2 separate regions of the Mus musculus genome follow, and region 1 is linked to region 2. A link is a loop called in an ENCODE intact Hi-C map of the cell type or tissue named here. Cell type or tissue: heart. All regions are shown on one strand. Links, peaks and the distances in the headings refer to the core of each region. The heading gives the core; the rest is flanking DNA. Region 1 overlaps Gm31279 (a long non-coding RNA gene). Region 2 overlaps Osbpl3 (oxysterol binding protein-like 3).

Region 1 (9,274 bases), core at 496-8,495, 220 kb after region 2:
GCAGAAAGAATCTGGGGGCAGTGTATGCTGATAGTGCAGTAAGTCGTAGGGCCATATTACGTTACCTTATTCTAGTTTCATTTCTGTTGCTGCTGACAGAAAGCAACTTAGGGGAGGAAGGAATTTATTTCAGTTCACAATTACAGGTGACAATGCGTCACTGCACTGAAGTCTCAGTGACATGAGCTTGAGACAGTGGGTCGCATCACACCCACATCAAAAGCAGAGGGCGATGAGAGCCTCCGTACTGATTTGCTTGCCTGCTTACGCTCAACTTCATTTCTCTCCTCATAATACAGTTCCGGACCCCTTCCATAGGGAATGCCGACACCGCAGTGGGCTGGGCCTTCAATTAACCTAATTAAGAAAATCCCCACAGACATGCCCGTGGGCCAAGCCAATGTGGACAATCCCTCATTGAGACTCTCTTCCCAAGGGATTACTACAGTGATACAATTGTATCAATTTGACAATTAAAGCTAACCACAAGAGGAGCTGACATGCCTAGAGAGGAAGGCCAGAGGTTTAACCTCTCTGGAAGGCCAGAGGTTAAAACCAGAAGAGTGCGACTGGGAGACAAGAGCGTTGCACCTGAGGGAAGGCGTTACAACCCAGGTGAGAGAGGGCAGTTCAGCTGTTCCACGGGTCTGGCAAGCAGTGTTTGCAGAGAACACTTCGGCAACAAGACTGACTAGGAAGAAAATGGAGGCAAGGAAGGGGAGACAATGAGTATATCAGATCAGTGCTTGCAGGAAGTAGAGAAATCAGACAGATTCTAGAAGTGAGACAGGCCGTGTGAAGGGGCCTCTCTGCAAAGGGGCGATAGGGCAGCGTGGCTGCTGCTAAGAATGATTCTCTAAAACAGAAAGAAACAATGGTGCTAGAGAATACACACTTCAAAACAAACATCCCAGTGTGTCAAAGCTCTTGGGATTTAGGACACGTGTCTGTGCCCATGTGCTTGCTTCAGAGCACCTGGAGTGAGAACCCTGCGGGTACAGTCCAGAGGGAGCAGAGCCAGATGGCAGCAACTCGATGCTTAAGCCTCTCCTGTGAACTATGACCTATTATAGCATGACATTTGGCAACAGAATTTTAGATTTAATTTTTGTTCTTCAATCCATCCCTTAAAAAAAAAAAATCTAAAATAGGAAAAGGACAGAAAGGTGCAAAGTAGAATGGATTGCTAGGATTCAACAGCGACACCTTGTGGTAGTGAGGTGAATGGCACTAGGTAATAAGTTCCTTCTGGCCGCACATTCCCTTCTACACCACAGAATCCAAGGCTGACCCCCTTCTAGTGTGCGTGTGCGTGTGTGTGTCAGAGGGTGTCTCTTCATATAGGCAAAGATGGTATTTTCCAATGGGGAAAGTGGGTTCTCAGAGTCACATTTAATAATTTAATTCTCTTCTGTGGGTTTGGAAGGCTGAGTTCCCACCTGAGTTTCTGAACTTGGGCTGTCACAATTCCTTTGTTATGTAAAGTCAGACAAGTCTCAGAAGGGACTGTGGCCAAAGTCTTGCCACAGGAAAAGGCACTTGGTCCTAGGGATTCCTGTTGTCTTGTAGTTTACAACCTCTCTTAAGATCCATAAAGAGAACTGTGGTTAATTTTGATTTTTTTTTCTTCCTATAGCTTAATGCTACAGAGGGTCGTGAGGTCCTGGAGAGATTCCCTGATACAGTAACTCAGACAGTTTAATTGGTGAGGGACAGATTAAGTTCTCAATATTTAAAATAACAAAACAAAAGTCCTGAAAAGAATGAATTGTGTAACTAGATGAAAATATTCAAAACTAATAAAAGGGGAAATTTGTGTAGCTGAAAAAAAAATGTTTCTGCCCTGACGTAATAATGAAAATACCAGAAAAGGTCATCGCTCCTATGGGACTATTATGGGATTGGGAGATCCGTGGGTGGCACTCGCAAATCAGCCTCACAGTTGGATTCTGAGACAAATTAAACCTGAGTCAGAGTCAGGGCGTGAGCCTCCACTATGCCTGCTAAAGGAGACCGCTTCTCAGCCCGTCCCAAGCCAGCATGGATTTTTACGTTAGTCTCCTCTCAGCCGGCTTCAGATACAGAGAAAAAAATGGTGTTTTGTTGGAAACTGTATTTTCTAGACTCCCCCCTCCCCCAAGTCAGCCCCTCTAGGGGTTTCCCATTCAGGTTCTGTGGAGGCCATTTGGTGACTGAAAGAAACAAATTACTGATACAAAACCATTTTTGCCCAGGGCTGGTCAGGGTCCCACCATCTATGCTTCTACCCCAGTACTCTTCAGTGTTCCTCGGCTGTGAAAATGCTTCCTAGCCTCCTCATGCTCAATGCTGATTGAAGGACCCTTACTAGTTTTCTTATTAGTAACACCCTGAATATATCTTCATTTTTACATCTGTATTGATCTCATAATTAAATCCTATGTTGAAAAAAATAATCTTAAAAAATAAATTTTGAAGTCATAAAAATACTTTAAACATTCTCCTTTTGAAAATTATTATTGCTTTGAGCTTTGAAAAAAAAATCTTAGAGGAAAACGAAGAGGTGGGGTTGTGGGGAGCAGGATACGCATGCTCCCCTCTCAGAGGACACGTTCAGGAGTTGCTGCGGCTTTGCTCCCTCCTCATTTTTGAGGTGAGGCCTTGCCTGCCTGCCTGCTTCTAGCTGAGCTTGCCCACGCATTTCTGAGCCATTTCTCCGGCTCTGTCTCCGTCTCTGTCTCCCACCTTGAGTTGAAGTCCTGAGAACCCAAGTGCTCATTATGACACCTGGCTTTTTCTTAGGTTCCGGGGACTCCTGACTCTGGTCACTGGGCTTGGAAGGCAAGTTCTTTACCCACTGAGCCATTTCCCTGGCTCCGCTTCTTACCGGCTATTCTTGTTTTACATAGTCTTTGTTTTTATATAGCTTTTACCTTGTCTTAAATCTAAAGTATGACTAAGAAACGGGAAGTGAGCGCTTGATAACCCGGGTACTAGGTGACTTCAAGACTTCTGACCCAGATATTCTGGAATATTTTATGCATCTTTGAACAGGAAACCCAGAAGTAAAATTTCTTGTCTGGTGTGACTGTTTTCTAAAAATTGTGATAAAATATAAAACTTATCATCTTAACCCTTCTAATGACTTGAAGGAAAATAATTATAAACCAGGAGCTCCATAAAAGAATATGATTGGCCAGGAAAGGACAACGCCTTAGCCACATTCCGGTCAGAACCCGACCGACCTGTGTCTGCTTTTGGTTTTCACCAGACAGATTTTTTCACAATTTAGAACAAAGCAGATTTGGAGACTGCTCTATTTGGTTACAGAGCGTGGGCTGCCACCGCCCGCCCCACTCCACCTCCCGCCCCCGCCACCCCCGTTCCTACTGTCAAGGTTGGAAACTACAAATCCTTCATTTAGATAAAACTGTAAAAGGAAAGCCAGAAATGCGATTTCTTGTAATTTCCATGCTGCCTGTAACTAAAAATAGACAAGGCGGAAAGCAAAGAGACCATGGCATTTAGCTCTCACTCTTTGCCTGGCTGGATTTAGAGTCCATCAGTAGCGGGAGGCACTCCTCTCCACCTCTCGCTGTTATAGGAGTGGATGAACTCGGGGAGAAAGACCGTCCCTGGGGTGAGTGGACCTGGCCGTGGCTGCACTCTGCCCCCGAAGAGAAGCATGTCAGCTCAGTACAGTATCCCCATCTCCAGTCCCTGGTCTGCCCAGATGTAAATCCCGCTCTGCTGCTTTCTTCCCACCGTTATAGACTGAACCCCCTGCGACCATGAACTGAAATGAATGTCCCTACTCATGTTCTGAAATGGCACCTCCGTCTCCTCCCAGCTCAGTGCTGAATGCTTTTCGTACCTGCAGGGAGTTCACCCATGCCTGGCAGCCTTCCTGGATTGCTCTTCTCCCACTACTATTTGAATCAACTGGTTTGGAAGTGAAAATCTGGCCCTGACATTTTCTACCAAGAAGAGTTCATGTCGCTTCGGGCGGTGGTGGCTCACTCCTTAAATCCCAGCACTTGGGAGGCAGAGGCAGGCCGATTTCTAAGTTTGAGGCCAGCCTGGTCTACAGAGTGAGTTTCAGGACAGCCAGGGCTACACAGAGCTACCCTGTCTTGGAAAACAAAACAAAACAAAACAAAACAAAACAAAAAAAAGAGTCCATGTCTAGAAAGTGAGTCTTTAGTTTCTGTCTGGTTGTGAACTTCAGTCAAGCAAAATGACCCCAGAAGAATAAACAAAGAGGGAAGGTTGGAACTGCTCTGATGTGATGGTAAAGGTCTATGAACCAGATACTGGGGTGCTTTTGAGGGTTCTGGCTCTTACACTGGGAAGGAATGGGTGATGGGCCAGGTGAATCTGAGCCTTCATCTTCTAGTTTCTGTGTTCCTAAGACACCACTTGCTGAAGCAAAAGAAGGAATGATTAAGGAAGGGGAGCAGTGTGTGACGTGTTAAACATCCAGAGCCAGGAATCCCGGCAAGAGACAAGGGAGAAACAGACAACCAGGCTAAAGACCTGGACTGGGGCGTCGGCAAGGAGATGGAGAAGAAAGAAAGAATACGTGGGCATTTCAAGAATAAAATCAACACGAATGGAGATGTACTGCACTGCAAGTGCTTTTAACATCCTGAGTTAGGATGGGCAAGAGAAAGCAGTCAGTTAGTAGATTCAGGCATTGTTCACTGTCCTAGCCTGTTTCTTGTGGCTGATAGCGCAAGTCCACAGACTGGGTGTATTATAAAGGAAAGAGGACCCAAAGTCAGGAGACGGTATCTGGTAATCATCTCCTTGCTGGCAGAGTTCCAAACCAGGACAGGACATTTTTTTTCGAGGGACAGGGGTCCATGTTGGTAACTCTTAAACAGTCATCAGTGTTTCACCATGGATGATCTGCCCTGAAGATTTTAGTCCTAGTCATCTTGTAAATACATCAAATAAAGGTTCTATGCTGCTTTGACTTTTTAAACCCTCCTTTAATAAGGGTTCTTAAATGCCTAACATTCCTTCCAGCCCACCAAACACCAGAGGTAGTGGAAAAGAACAGCTATTAGGATACAGGGGGAAGCGGACCTGTCTAGAAAATTGTTCTTTGGAGCAAATCCTGTGTTGTCAGGAAATCAGCAGTTCAGTTCACAGGAATCAGCAGCAGCAGCAACAGCAGCAGCAGCAACTTGATCCACTGGCAAACACTTCATGAATATTCCAGCAGTCCAGTTCAGTAGCGTCAAGGTAGTGAACATGAACTAGCAGCAGTGGCATGACCCAGCAGAAACAGCCAGGCCTCTGCCAAATTGACAACAGGAGTGACCTAGACCAGCAGGGATGCCAAGAGAAGTTCTCTGCCATGCCTCTCTCAATGAAGTGAAGATCAGTGAAGAAGATGTGAGATGAACTAAAAGTTGCAAAGCTAGCTATGCAAGCCTCCTGCCACTGTCTGTGGAGTCGTATTTATACTCTGTCCTCCCACCAGTCTTGCCTCACCACATGAGTCTGTCTTATCAAAACTCCACATGAGTCTATTAGCTGACATCACCCTGCCAATCTGCCCAAGTCCATGGAAGTTGCAAGAAGCCACAGGAACCTCATGAGAAGTTCTTTACGGAGTTTTTCTCTATGGTGTCACCATAAGTGGAGCTCAGCAACACAATGTAAGAGGAGCCAATACATGTGTGTGTCCTTAGTGAAGAATCCTTTCGTGTTCTTGCTTTAGCAAAACATCCTTTCACCTGTGTCCGATTTAGGAAAACACTCCTTCATGTGTCTGTCCCAGCAAAACACCATTGGACATAACTGGCTTTCCAAAGAAACCATAATTATCCACATCTGTTCTACCTCCTTAATGCCTCACAGTGCCGATGACATTCCAATATGAACTCCATCTGGTGTTTTAATCACATCATTCATCCTTCAACTCAGATTCATTCATGGGAAGGTAACAGTGACTGGTAAGACTACCAAAAGGTCAAGGTCAAGTATACATACCATTAGAATCCAAGACTAAGAGGTAAAAAAAAAATAAGAAGAAAGATATTTGAAGAAATAATGGGTGAAACAATTGCAGATTTAAAAAAACAAAACAAAACAAAAACACAAAAAGAACCCTGTAAGTATATATTAGGAGACTCAGCTATTCCCAAGCTGAGAATTATTATTATTTTATAATAAAATAAAATTAAAGTTCCTAGGCACTTTATCACTTAATATATGAAACAAACAAACAAACAGAAATCTTGAGGGCAGCTAGTAAAAAAATTAATACATTCTATACAGAGCCGCCATCCTGGCTTTCTCTCCAAAAACCACAGAGTCGAAAGGCGTCGGAACAACAGCATACTCTCAAGAATGAAGGTGAATCAAGTCTCTCAAGGAGGAAAGTTCAGGAATTTGCCTACAGCAGTTCCGGTCTGCCTGGTCTGATAGCTGCCAAGCTTTACAAGGGAACTAACCCCAGGGGAGAGCTGTTCTCAGACTGTGAAGAAAGGCACTGGAAACGCTAACTGCCTGTTGACATCAATGGTGTAGCTGCAGAAAGGAACCTTTTCTGTGTAAGTTGCTACTATGTAACTGTTGAGAGCAACCTGCATGTGTAACAGAATGCCGGGTATGGGAGTTGCAGAAGGTAATAGGGTATGTGCGCTTGCAAGGACATTTTGCATGGACTGCTACAGAGTTAACGCTAAGCTACAGAAGTTTGTATTTATGGGGATGGAATAGAGGGTTTGCGGAAGGGAAAATGAGAAGAGGATAACATTTGAAATGTAAAATAACATAACCAATGAAAAAAGACAACAAGAGACAGAAACACTGTTGTCATATCTTTGAGTCAAGCCTGGGCAAACATACAAAAACATCAAGAAAGAACATAAAAACAAACAAACAAACAAACAAACAAACAAACAAACATCAAGAAGCCAGGCATGGCTGTGCACTGTCTCCTATCAACACTCCATAGGCAGAAGCTGAGGGAAGTGGTCTACACAGTGAGTTCTAAGCCAGCCCATGTCACAACATGATTATTTTCAGGCTAGAGAGTTGCCTAAAGAGTTAAGAGCACAGACTGCTCTTTCAGAGCACCCATGCCAGGTGGCTTAAAACCACCTGCATGTAACTACAGATCCCATGATATCCCAAGGAATGCAATACCTTGTCCTGTCTCAATTTCATTTCTTTTTTTGGTACCAAATTATAAGAAAAGAAGGGCATTGTATTTAATCTCTGCCTAACCCACCGAAAGAAGTGCTCATGGTACTGTTTGAGAAGGGGGAACAGGAAGACATAGTCAGCATGAACACTTAGTGGTTGCACCAGCACTGTTGTGTGAAATTTCTCCTCTTCCTCCTCTGGAACTCGGAGAAGATCCCGTGTTGGAATCCATACTTCCAGGAAGTCAATGTTTGACATCCACCAAATTGAGCTCTTTCAGTCTATAGCTCCTAGGCTGAACCTTCTGGCCACTCAGCCCATCCACTCCGTCCCACACAGCCTGGAAGGTATCAACATGGTAGCTGTCCATCAAGGGGCCAATATAGAGGTTTGGGTAGGGCCAAGTCGCTACCATGTGCTTCACAATTTTCCTGCGTCTCTTAATGAAGGCCTCCTTGAACAGGGCTGAAGAACACTTTGGGCGGGTGCTCCAGAGCAGAGACGGCGGAGTCTTCATTACTCGCCAGTCCCTGGATGCCAGCTGTTGGAGCGTGAGAAGAGGCCGGGTGCTCATCCTTCCGGAGTCTGGTAGAACGGTCCAGACACAGACACAAGGTGACAAGTCTTCAATTCCAGCAGGGTGAGGCGACTCCAAGATTCCCCGAAGTTTTTTTTTTTTCCATTTTTTATTAGGTATTTAGCTCATTTACATTTCCAATGCTATACCAAAAGTCCCCCATACCCACCCACCCCCACTCCCCTGCCTACCCACTCCCCCTTTTTGGCCCTGGCGTTCCCCTGTACTGGGGCATATAAAGTTTGCAAGTCCAATGGGCCTCTCTTTCCAGTGATGGCCGACTAGGCCATCTTTTGATACATATGCAGCTAGAGTCAAGAGCTCCGGGGTACTGGTTAGTTCATAATGTTGTTCCACCTATAGGGTTGCAGATCCCTTTAGCTCCTTGGGTACTTTCTCTAGCTCCTTCATTGGGAGCCCTGTGATCCATCCATTAGCTGACTGTGAGCATCCACTTCTGTGTTTGCTAGGCCCCGGCATAGTCTCACAAGAGACAGCTACATCTGGGTCCTTTTGATAAAATCTTGCTAGTGTATGCAATGGTGTCAGCGTTTGGATGCTGATTATGGGGTGGATCCCTGGATATGGCAGTCTCTACATGGTCCATCCTTTCATCTCAGCTCCAAACTTTGTCTCTGTAACTCCTTCCAAGGGTGTTTTGTTCCCACTTCTAAGGAGGGGCATAGTGTCCACACTTCAGTCTTCATTTTTCTTGAGTTTCATGTGTTTAGCAAATTGTATCTTATATCTTCGGTATCCTAGGTTTTGGGCTAATATCCACTTATCAGTGAGTACATATTGTGAGAGTTCCTTTGTGTATGTGTTACCTCATTCAGGATGATGCCCTCCAGGTCCATCCATTTGGCTAGGAATTTCATAAATTCATTCTTTTTAATAGCTGAGTAGTACTCCATTGTGTAGATGTACCACATTTTCTGTATCCATTCCTCTGTTGAGGGGCATCTGGGTTCTTTCCAGCTTCTGGCTATTATAAATAAGGCTGCTATGAACATAGTGGAGCATGTGTCCTTCTTACCAGTTGGGGCATCTTCTGGATATATGCCCAGGAGAGGTATTGCTGGATCCTCCGGTAGTACTATGTCCAATTTTCTGAGGAACCGCCAGACTGATTTCCAGAGTGGTTGTACAAGCTTGCAATCCCACCAACAATGGATGAGTGTTCCTCTTTCTCCACATCCTCTCCAGCATCTGGGTTCAATTCCCTCCCCTCATATGGTAGCTTATAATTGTCTGTAACTCCAGTACCAGGAGATCTGATGCCCTCTTCTGGACTCTCAAGCACCAGGTATGGATGTAGTACACAGACAGACAGACATACAGGCAAAGCACTCATGGACATAAAAGAAATACAATAAAATAAAGGAATTTAAAGAGCACACTTATAAGCAGACTTTAGAACAATGGCTGTTAGCAGGGAGAACCACTACCACAAAATGACCAGGGGATAGTTCTCCAAGACAACAGAACAACCATAACTGTGAATGTACCAAGTGCCTGAAACAAAGCCAGGCCGGACTGCAACGAGAGACACAT
Region 2 (8,000 bases), core at 1-8,000:
GAAGGGGCCATGTGAACAGGGTTTTGTAGAATCCAAATGAGTTCATGAAGCATAGAGAAATCGGTGTTGGGAAAACAGTATTTACAGGGTTAGAGGTATAAGAGAGTCGACTGTGGCTGTGTCCTGAAGGTCTGAGATTATCTGAGGGTTAGAGCAGAAGGTCAGATTGAGGAAACACTTGGTTCTGCAAGCCTGGCTAATAAGTCCTCTTTGAAAACATTCAGGGAACCAGTGTGAAGAGACAAAAAATTGCAAAAAAAAATCAAAGCCATACGGAGAACGGGACATGGGCAGGAGGGGTTAAGAGTGAGGTGGCAAGAGAAGTGGCTACTGTGGCTGCTCAGGGGACAAGCAGGAGTGAGTCCAGCCCCCAGCTGTGGTGCAGCAGATTCTTAAGGGAAGCAGCAAAAATGGAGAATGGAGGGGCAAACAGGCACAGGCTGAGAAAAGGAGGGAATATTTAGAAGCAATGTCAGTCGTCCTAATTTGCGGATGCTGACACTGAGAAGGAGAAGGGAGACTGAGAATGTGAAGCAGGCCCTGACTGTTCACCGCATTGAGACAGAAGAAATGTAGGGAGAGGCAGAAGCAGAGCAGCTAGGAGATGCGTGCCTGTGGTCCAGGTGAGGCAGGTGAGTGGATTCCTCCAAAGAAATCCTGCAAATGGTGGATTTAAAGGAGGCTGGGAGAGTGTGTTTGCCAAAGAAATTGTTTTTGAGGTGATGAAACTATTTTAAAATTAGTTGTGCTAAGTTAAAAAAAATCGCAAATTTATAAACTTTAAGTGGGTAAATGATACAGTGTGTGAGTATTTTTCAATAAAATTGGTATGAAAACTGGAAAATGGAGATTTGGATTTGAGCAAAGACATTAACACACTGCCAACTTATAACACACACAATCTTACAAAGGGCAGGTTTACTTTGCTATGTTTCTTAATGCATCTAAACTGGTATATAATAATGCCAGTTGATGGCAGACTGCAAAACCTTAAAGATACATAACATGAATCTTGAAGTAACAACTAAGGCATAAAACAAAGAGCTATAGGTATAATACAACAGAAGAGACAAATGGACATAGAGACAATATTTAACTAATTCAAAAGTAGGCATAAAAAGAGGAAAGGGGGAACAAGGAACAGATTTGACAAATAAAAGCAAGGCACACTTTAATCACTTACATCTATAATCACAACAAACATCTAAACAACCCAGTTAAAGGGCAGAGAAATGTGAGACGAGATGGGGAAGACTTGAGGATCTTATATCCAGGAAACAGGTGGAACCACCCAGGAAAGAGTGAGGAGGAAAGTAACACAGGGGCCTCCAGGGACTATCTGGAAAAGGCTCTCTTGTTAAAAACAAAAATGCAGACTTTATGAAAACCAAGTGGAAGCACTTACAGGGCCCACGAGATTTATCAGGTGGAAGCTTGGGAGCCTTATGAGAAACATTTCCAGAGGGTTTTAGTGAAAAGTAGACAGATCTTAGGTGAAGCTTCAATATCTAATATCAAGCATCGATAGAAAAGATTAAAGAAAAGAAACAATTAACTTGTACTTTTCAACCAGTAATACTGCCAGCCTCCAGGCAGAGTGAGTGGGAAGTGTTACAGTGTGCTGTTGTAGTTTCAAGTATCACAACGATATGTGCCCATGTCAGTGTGTATAAAGAGTGCACAGGAACCAAATGACAGTGCTGGTAAAGAAAATGTTTTAAAAGCTGATTAGGAGCTGAGGCTGTAACTCAGTTGGTAATTGCGTAGTAGCATGCACAAGGCCTGAAGTTCAGTCCTTGGCACTGTGTAAACCAGGTGTGGTAGTGCATGCCGGGAAGCCAGCACTGCAGGAGGTAAAGCCAGAGGATAAGAAGTTCCAGGCCATCCTAGTCTATAAAGCGAATCTGAGGCTAGCCTGGACTACGTGAGCCTCCGTCCCCAACAAACAAAACCTGGGACGCTCAGCTTCTCTTACTGTACCCCAACCTTCTGAATAAATAAACATTTTACAGAACTAACTCATTTTGGAAAAATCTGAAGCATTATTTTTGTGAACAACTTTCCATCTCCCTCCATCTCCAAATGTAAGGTTTAGGAACATCAATACCAAAACCACCACCCTGCTTGCCTTTCCCAAACCTTTTAGCTTATGTTCTTGAGAACAGCAAAGACAAAGCCAGACAAAAACTATAAACACAAAGCAAGATGACAACAACCACAAAACTTAGACGAAAACCTCCTCCAAACAGCACTCAAAACAACAACAAAACCAACCAACCAATCAAACAAACAAACAAACTGGCCAGTGAGATGGTTCAGCAGGAAAAGGTGCTTGTCACTTATGCCATGAGTTCCATCCTTCCAAACCATGACAGAAGGTAAAAGCCCAGACCTGCTAGTTATCATCTGACCTGCGCACGCACGCACGCACGCACACACATATGTGTGCATGTGCAGACACACAGACACCAAATAAATGGGGAAAAGTTCAGTGGATAAAAGATATTATTAAAAAAAAAAGATGAATAGAAGTCAGGTGTCAACTGTAATTTTAGAAACAAGACATATTTTTGTTTTGTTTTTTGTTTTTGTTTTTTTTTTTTGAGACAGGGTTTCTCTGTGTAGCCCTGGCTGTCCTGGAACTCACTCTGTAGACCAAGCTGGCCTTGAACTCAGAAATCTGCCTGCCTCTGCCTCCCGAGGCAGGGATCAAAGGTGTGCACCACCACGCCCGGCTAAGACTTAAATTTTTAAAAAGCAAGAAACCCATTTGCTGCCTACCCTCTGCTAAAAAGCTGGGAACCTTGTAAATCCTTCAACAAGTGAGGCACTCCGAGAGAAGTTACAGGGAAAGAGAGAGAAAAAGCTCTGAGATGGAACGATGGGGACAGAGGATCCCTGGAGCAAACAAAACCTTTAGTGCTATGAAGGTGGCAGTCAAACGGATCAGCACATTACCTTGCCAGAAAACAAAGTTTCCGGACTCAGCGTGGCAGGCGGAGATAGGTGGGTGGTGGCTGACCTGAAGGAGACAAGGGACAAAACACAGTTTGAGTACAAGCTGCTATGCCTGCCCTTCCTTTCCCTTGAGCTGAGGAGTGAGCAAAGGGGCAGGGCTGCAGCTTGGACCCAGGTGTCCTCTAGGGGGCACTCTTGACATAGCCAGCTCCTCTACTCTGGAGGGAAGGAAGCTGTGGCTGGAAGCCTCCCAGAAGCTTGGCCCAGCCCTCAGGTGATGAAGACACAGGCATGATTTGAACAGTATAACATAAAGACAGGGATGTCTGAGGACTGCACCCTCCCAGCCAGCACTGTGTTTGATATGCTTTGAAAAGACCTGCAAGGATTCTGACTAAGCGGTCAGAGTCACTGTTTAGAACAGCTACTTCTTTTTTTTTTTTTTTTTTAATTAGGTATTTTCCTCGTTTACATTTTCAATGCTATCCCAAAGGTCCCCCATACCCACCCCCCCCAATCCCCTACCCACCCACTGCCCCTTTTTGGCCCTGGAGTTCCTCTGTACTGGGTAGAACAGCTACTTCTAAGTAACAAAATACGATGTCTCCCTAAGGGCTCAGAAAACTGAATCATAAAGTCCAGACTCTTAAGTCACTGATGAGGTCAACCCAAGATAGTTCTTAAAACAACAACAACAACATATATTTATTCATTAACTTATTGTGCATGTGTGTGTATATGTACGTACACACACTTACATACCATGGCTCATTTGGCAAGTGTGGAAACCATTTGTGGGAGCCAGTTCTCACCTTTCACTTTGTGGGTTCTAGGGATGGAACTCAAAGTCCAAAGGCTTGGCAGCCAGCACCCTTATCCTCTGAGCCATCTATCTCCCTGACCCCTTAGATAATTCTTAAGAATAATATCTCTGTCAAGCAGAGCTAACCACAGCCATTGAAGAAAGTTCACCAATCGTCAAGGGGAGAAATGTGTTGGGACTTCGGTGATGGCTCGATCCATGAAGTGACTGTTGTGTAAGTGTGGGGATCAGAATGTAGGCCCAGAACCCACACCCAGATGGGCATGCTGGCAGGCATTTGTCATCCCAGCACTGGGGAGAGAGAGACAGATGCTTGGGGATCCACTGGTCAGCCAGCCCAGGCCACTGGATGGGTACCAGACCACTCTCTCAGAAAAACAATAAAACTATGGTAGACGGCACCTGAGGAACCTCTCAAGGTTTTCTTCTGGTTTCCACTATGCACCCGGCAACACATGAACACACACACACACACACACAAATGCATACATATGTGCAAACACACATGAACACACAAAGGAAAACTGTGTTTATTTATCATCAATATATAATGAAATATTAAGTATTTACATCCTAGAAGGGATGATCTTCAAAGCAGACTGTCACTGGGGGCCCCCCATTGCTTTACCCATCAATTGAGAAGCTAAAAACAAAAAGGGGGGAGAGGGGCTGTGTGCCCTCTCTTCTTTATCTCAGTAGCACTCAGAGCCATGTGCTGTTGACACAGATCATCAGAACAAAACAAAAGCAGTCATATTGGCAGTGCTCTTCCAGAAATTTATCTGATTTCAATGGCTGTGAACAGAGACATCTTCTATTCGGAGTACCTACCCAAAGTCTTTCTTATGAACAAGATGGAGGCTGAAACCAGATGGGTCAGGTTTCCCAAACCACAGCTTTTAAAGGGATTGCAAAGTAAAACAGAGATCGGGGCCTCAGTGTTAAGTGGCTGAATTGTTCTCAAAAGCACACATTAGCGGCTCAGTGCACAGCTCTACCTGGCATGAGAATGTGTGTAAGGAAACAGGATGGTGGCGTAATAAGTCCACAGGCACTCATACGCCTTGCTCTGGGCCCACCTGTGCTGAGGAACCTGCTTTGCAAACCATCCCTTATATGGGTACATGGAGAGCTGCAGGGCTGAAGGATCCCCAGACAGCCTGCCACGGTGTTAACTGACAGACTGGGGAGCAGACAGAGACAAAAACAGCACCCACACCTTCAGATTCCTCAATGAGATCCCGGCTATGGGAAGGAGGAGGCGGAACCCTGCTGTTGCTTGATGTATCTTAGTTCCCCATGTGCTGTCTGACTCAGCAAGACCCCTGCTTCTCTCTGGAGGTTTGGAGAGGACTTTTCGCTAGCTCAGGGACCCAACTCCTATAATCAAGGCAGTCCTCTGCTTCAAAGTGTTTTATCATTCCCCCTTCTCCCACGTGACAGCTCTCAAAATAGTCTAGTCAGTTTTTAAACTGCAGGATCGCATGCAGTTAAATCAGAAAAATTTAACTCCTCCAACCCCAGGTCTCTATTCACCTGACATATCTTCATTATGGAGTGTAGGAACGAGTAATACAGCGTCACCAGGAACTTGGGACACTTATGAAAATCACCGAATATAAACTTCAAAGCACACTATGGTATACAAACACCATGTGCCTGCTCCGTAATCATTTTAAATCTTATAAAACAGGGAGAAGCATGTGGTTCATATGGAAGACATTGGATTCCTCTCTATATAGGGAGAAGCATACTGCCCATAGGGGCTAAAGGAGATCCTGTGATATATACGTTTGATAAGAATACAGATATAGAGCAGTGGTGGCGCACGCCTTTAATCCCAGCACTTGGGAGGCAGAGGCAGACGGGTTTCTGAGTTGAGGCCAGCCTGGTCTTCAGAGTGAGTTCTAGGTCAGCCAGGGCTACATAGAAAAACCCTGCCTCAAAAAACAAAAAACAAAACAAAACAAAAACAAAACAAAAGAATACAGATATGATCTTTTAAAGCCACTATAGCAGATCAATAAAATGGTATTTGGTCAACTGCCTTTAGATGAACTGAAAATAGGTTTTTGTGTTTTTAACTTTTTAAACTTCTTTTGCATCAGTTTGTGTGTTATGTGTTAGCATGTGGGGATCAGTAGACAACTTGTAGGAAGGTGTCAGTGTGGTCTAAGGACTCGAACCCAGATCATCAGGCTAGGAGGCAGGCACCTTTACACTGAGTGACCTCTTCCTGGCCTGGGCGAGATGGAATTTTAATTGTCTTCACTAACCTTATTTTATAAGTTAGGAAGCAGGGGCTTTCAGCATAGAACCTGCTGCCTACCACCTTCCCAACCGATGTGCTATATCTGGTCCCAGACCCTACACTGTGCTCTCTCTCTGTGCACAGCAGGGACTGCATCCAGAGATGTCTCTCTTGTACTGCTTCAAGCCACAGCACACCATTAAGATGTCTTTTCATGACCACTTAAAGAAAAAAAATCTTTCTCTGCCTGCATCCATGCCAGAAACCACTGGAGAGAGGCGGGGCCAGCTGCCCCACGAAGGCAAGGTGTAGGGCCACTAGGAATTTGAGCATGCTCCAGTGAGTACATGAACAACACAAAATAGACCTTTCTCTCTCCCTCCTCCTTCCCCCCTTTTTTTGAGAGGAAAGGTCAAGGGGGGAGAGGACAGAGGTGGGAAGACTAGAATGTGAACACAATCAGGATACATGATGTGAGGACCCCCAAATAATCACTAAAAAAGTCACAGTCTACCTGCTGAAACTTCAAAATAGATACAGAATCTGACTACTTTTTCTCACCCTGACTGCTTATCCCTCATTGTGTCCTAACTGGATTCTTATAGAATCCTCCTAACAAGTCTCTCAGATTGTCCATTTCCACATGATCCACTTTCAAGGTAAATAAATATCCAATCTTTCTAACCTTTCTGTGCTGCATTTATTTCTTTGTAAAGCAAATTCAGAGAGCCTGTTTTGACCTCAGCATACTGATGCTAACATCTGCTCTCAGTATCTTCAGATGAGAATACTACAAGATACCAAGCAGTTTGAAAAGTCTAGGGCTTGTCCTTTTGAACGCACATAGAAAGGGCCCATTCACAGGCGATACTTGATCTTTGAGGTTGGAATCCTCTCTATGCACGGGAAGAGGTAGCCCAAACTGCTGAGTCTTTGGTAATTATTTAATCTTGATTCTTTGTTTTTGAAACAAGATCAATAGGTATCCCAGGCTAGCCAAAATTGTGATCCTCCTGCCTTAGCATCCTGAGTACTCAGATAACCTCATCAGTCTCTGTTATTATTACATCTTAAGCCATGAAAAAGAAAGATTGTAAAGGGGGATGGATTGAGGGTTCAGCAGCTAAGAGGTCTTGCTGTTCTTGCAGAGGACCCAAGTTTGGTTCCCGACACCCACACTAAATGCGCATAACTACCCATAGTTTCAGTTCCCAAGGATCCAGTGGTCCCTGTGGCCTCCAAGAGCACCTGAGCACACAAGTGTGTGCACACACATGCACATGAGCTCATGCACGTGCACACACGCAATCTTAAACTGGGGCCCCTACTCAAATCATTACTATGTTTCTTTGGACATCTGTACTGCTAGAGGTCACAGGAAACCACAGAATCCTCCCAAATTTTAAAAGCTTGTCACCTGCACATACTGGATAAGTATAGCCTCATGCTGCCTCCATGGGGCAGACGGTCTCCTGGGTCAGAAGCCGAAAAGCCACACAAGCAGGTACAGACATAAAATGACAAGGATGTTGCTGTGTCTTAGATATGCTACGCTAGAGGGCTTCATATAACAGTGAGTCATCTAGTGAGGACTTGCATAAGAACAGGAGGAAGGTGTGTGTGTGTGTGTGTGTGTGTGCAGAGCTGAGCTGAGATATACCCAGCACCCCATAAAAAGGAGACTCTGACCTGAACTCTGATCTACTTCTATGGCAGAAGGAAGGCACATCTTCACATTGAATACTCTCCTGTGATAATAATCCTGCTTCTCACATAATCTGCTAATGGGGAAATCCACCTGTCCCAGCAAATACATAGCAAATACAGACAGTGGTAGCATCCCAGTCCCAAGAGGCTCGCTTTTCTTGGGCACACTAAATGCAGCAGCCACTTAAGTCACAAGGCTAAAATCCAAATGGAGGATGTGGCTCCGCCTCTATCAGGACCAGTGGTCATTAGGACAGCAAA

Evidence for each region. A loop is a pair of places that touch in the nucleus more often than their neighbours do. Peaks named below come from ENCODE experiments on the same cell type or tissue, not always from the same donor. Only the 100,000 strongest peaks of a DNase experiment are listed, where the experiment ranks them.
Region 1: a loop joins it to region 2, with 4 times the contacts of the local background. A loop is called at or near these places in 41 of 42 quality-filtered maps.

Annotation. Positions count from the first base shown.
Region 1 is chr6:50,525,684-50,534,957 of GRCm38, forward strand. Gm31279 (a long non-coding RNA gene) reads left to right here. Exons shown (of 4, transcript XR_377652.4): 2 at 7,607-7,783. Among named protein-coding and RNA genes, the nearest start is that of Gm26289, 9.7 kb to the right of the region's middle. In heart, for the core only: a CTCF peak has its summit at 1,203 (motif pointing left); no DNase peak of the experiment used is centred there; H3K27ac peaks cover 226 bases.
Region 2 is chr6:50,309,674-50,317,673 of GRCm38, forward strand. It overlaps Osbpl3 (oxysterol binding protein-like 3), which reads right to left. Exons shown (of 24, transcript NM_001347213.1): 18 at 2,959-3,022. Among named protein-coding and RNA genes, the nearest start is that of Gsdme, 52 kb to the left of the region's middle. In heart, for the core only: no CTCF peak of the experiment used is centred there; a DNase peak (open chromatin) is centred at 3,168; H3K27ac peaks cover 2,520 bases.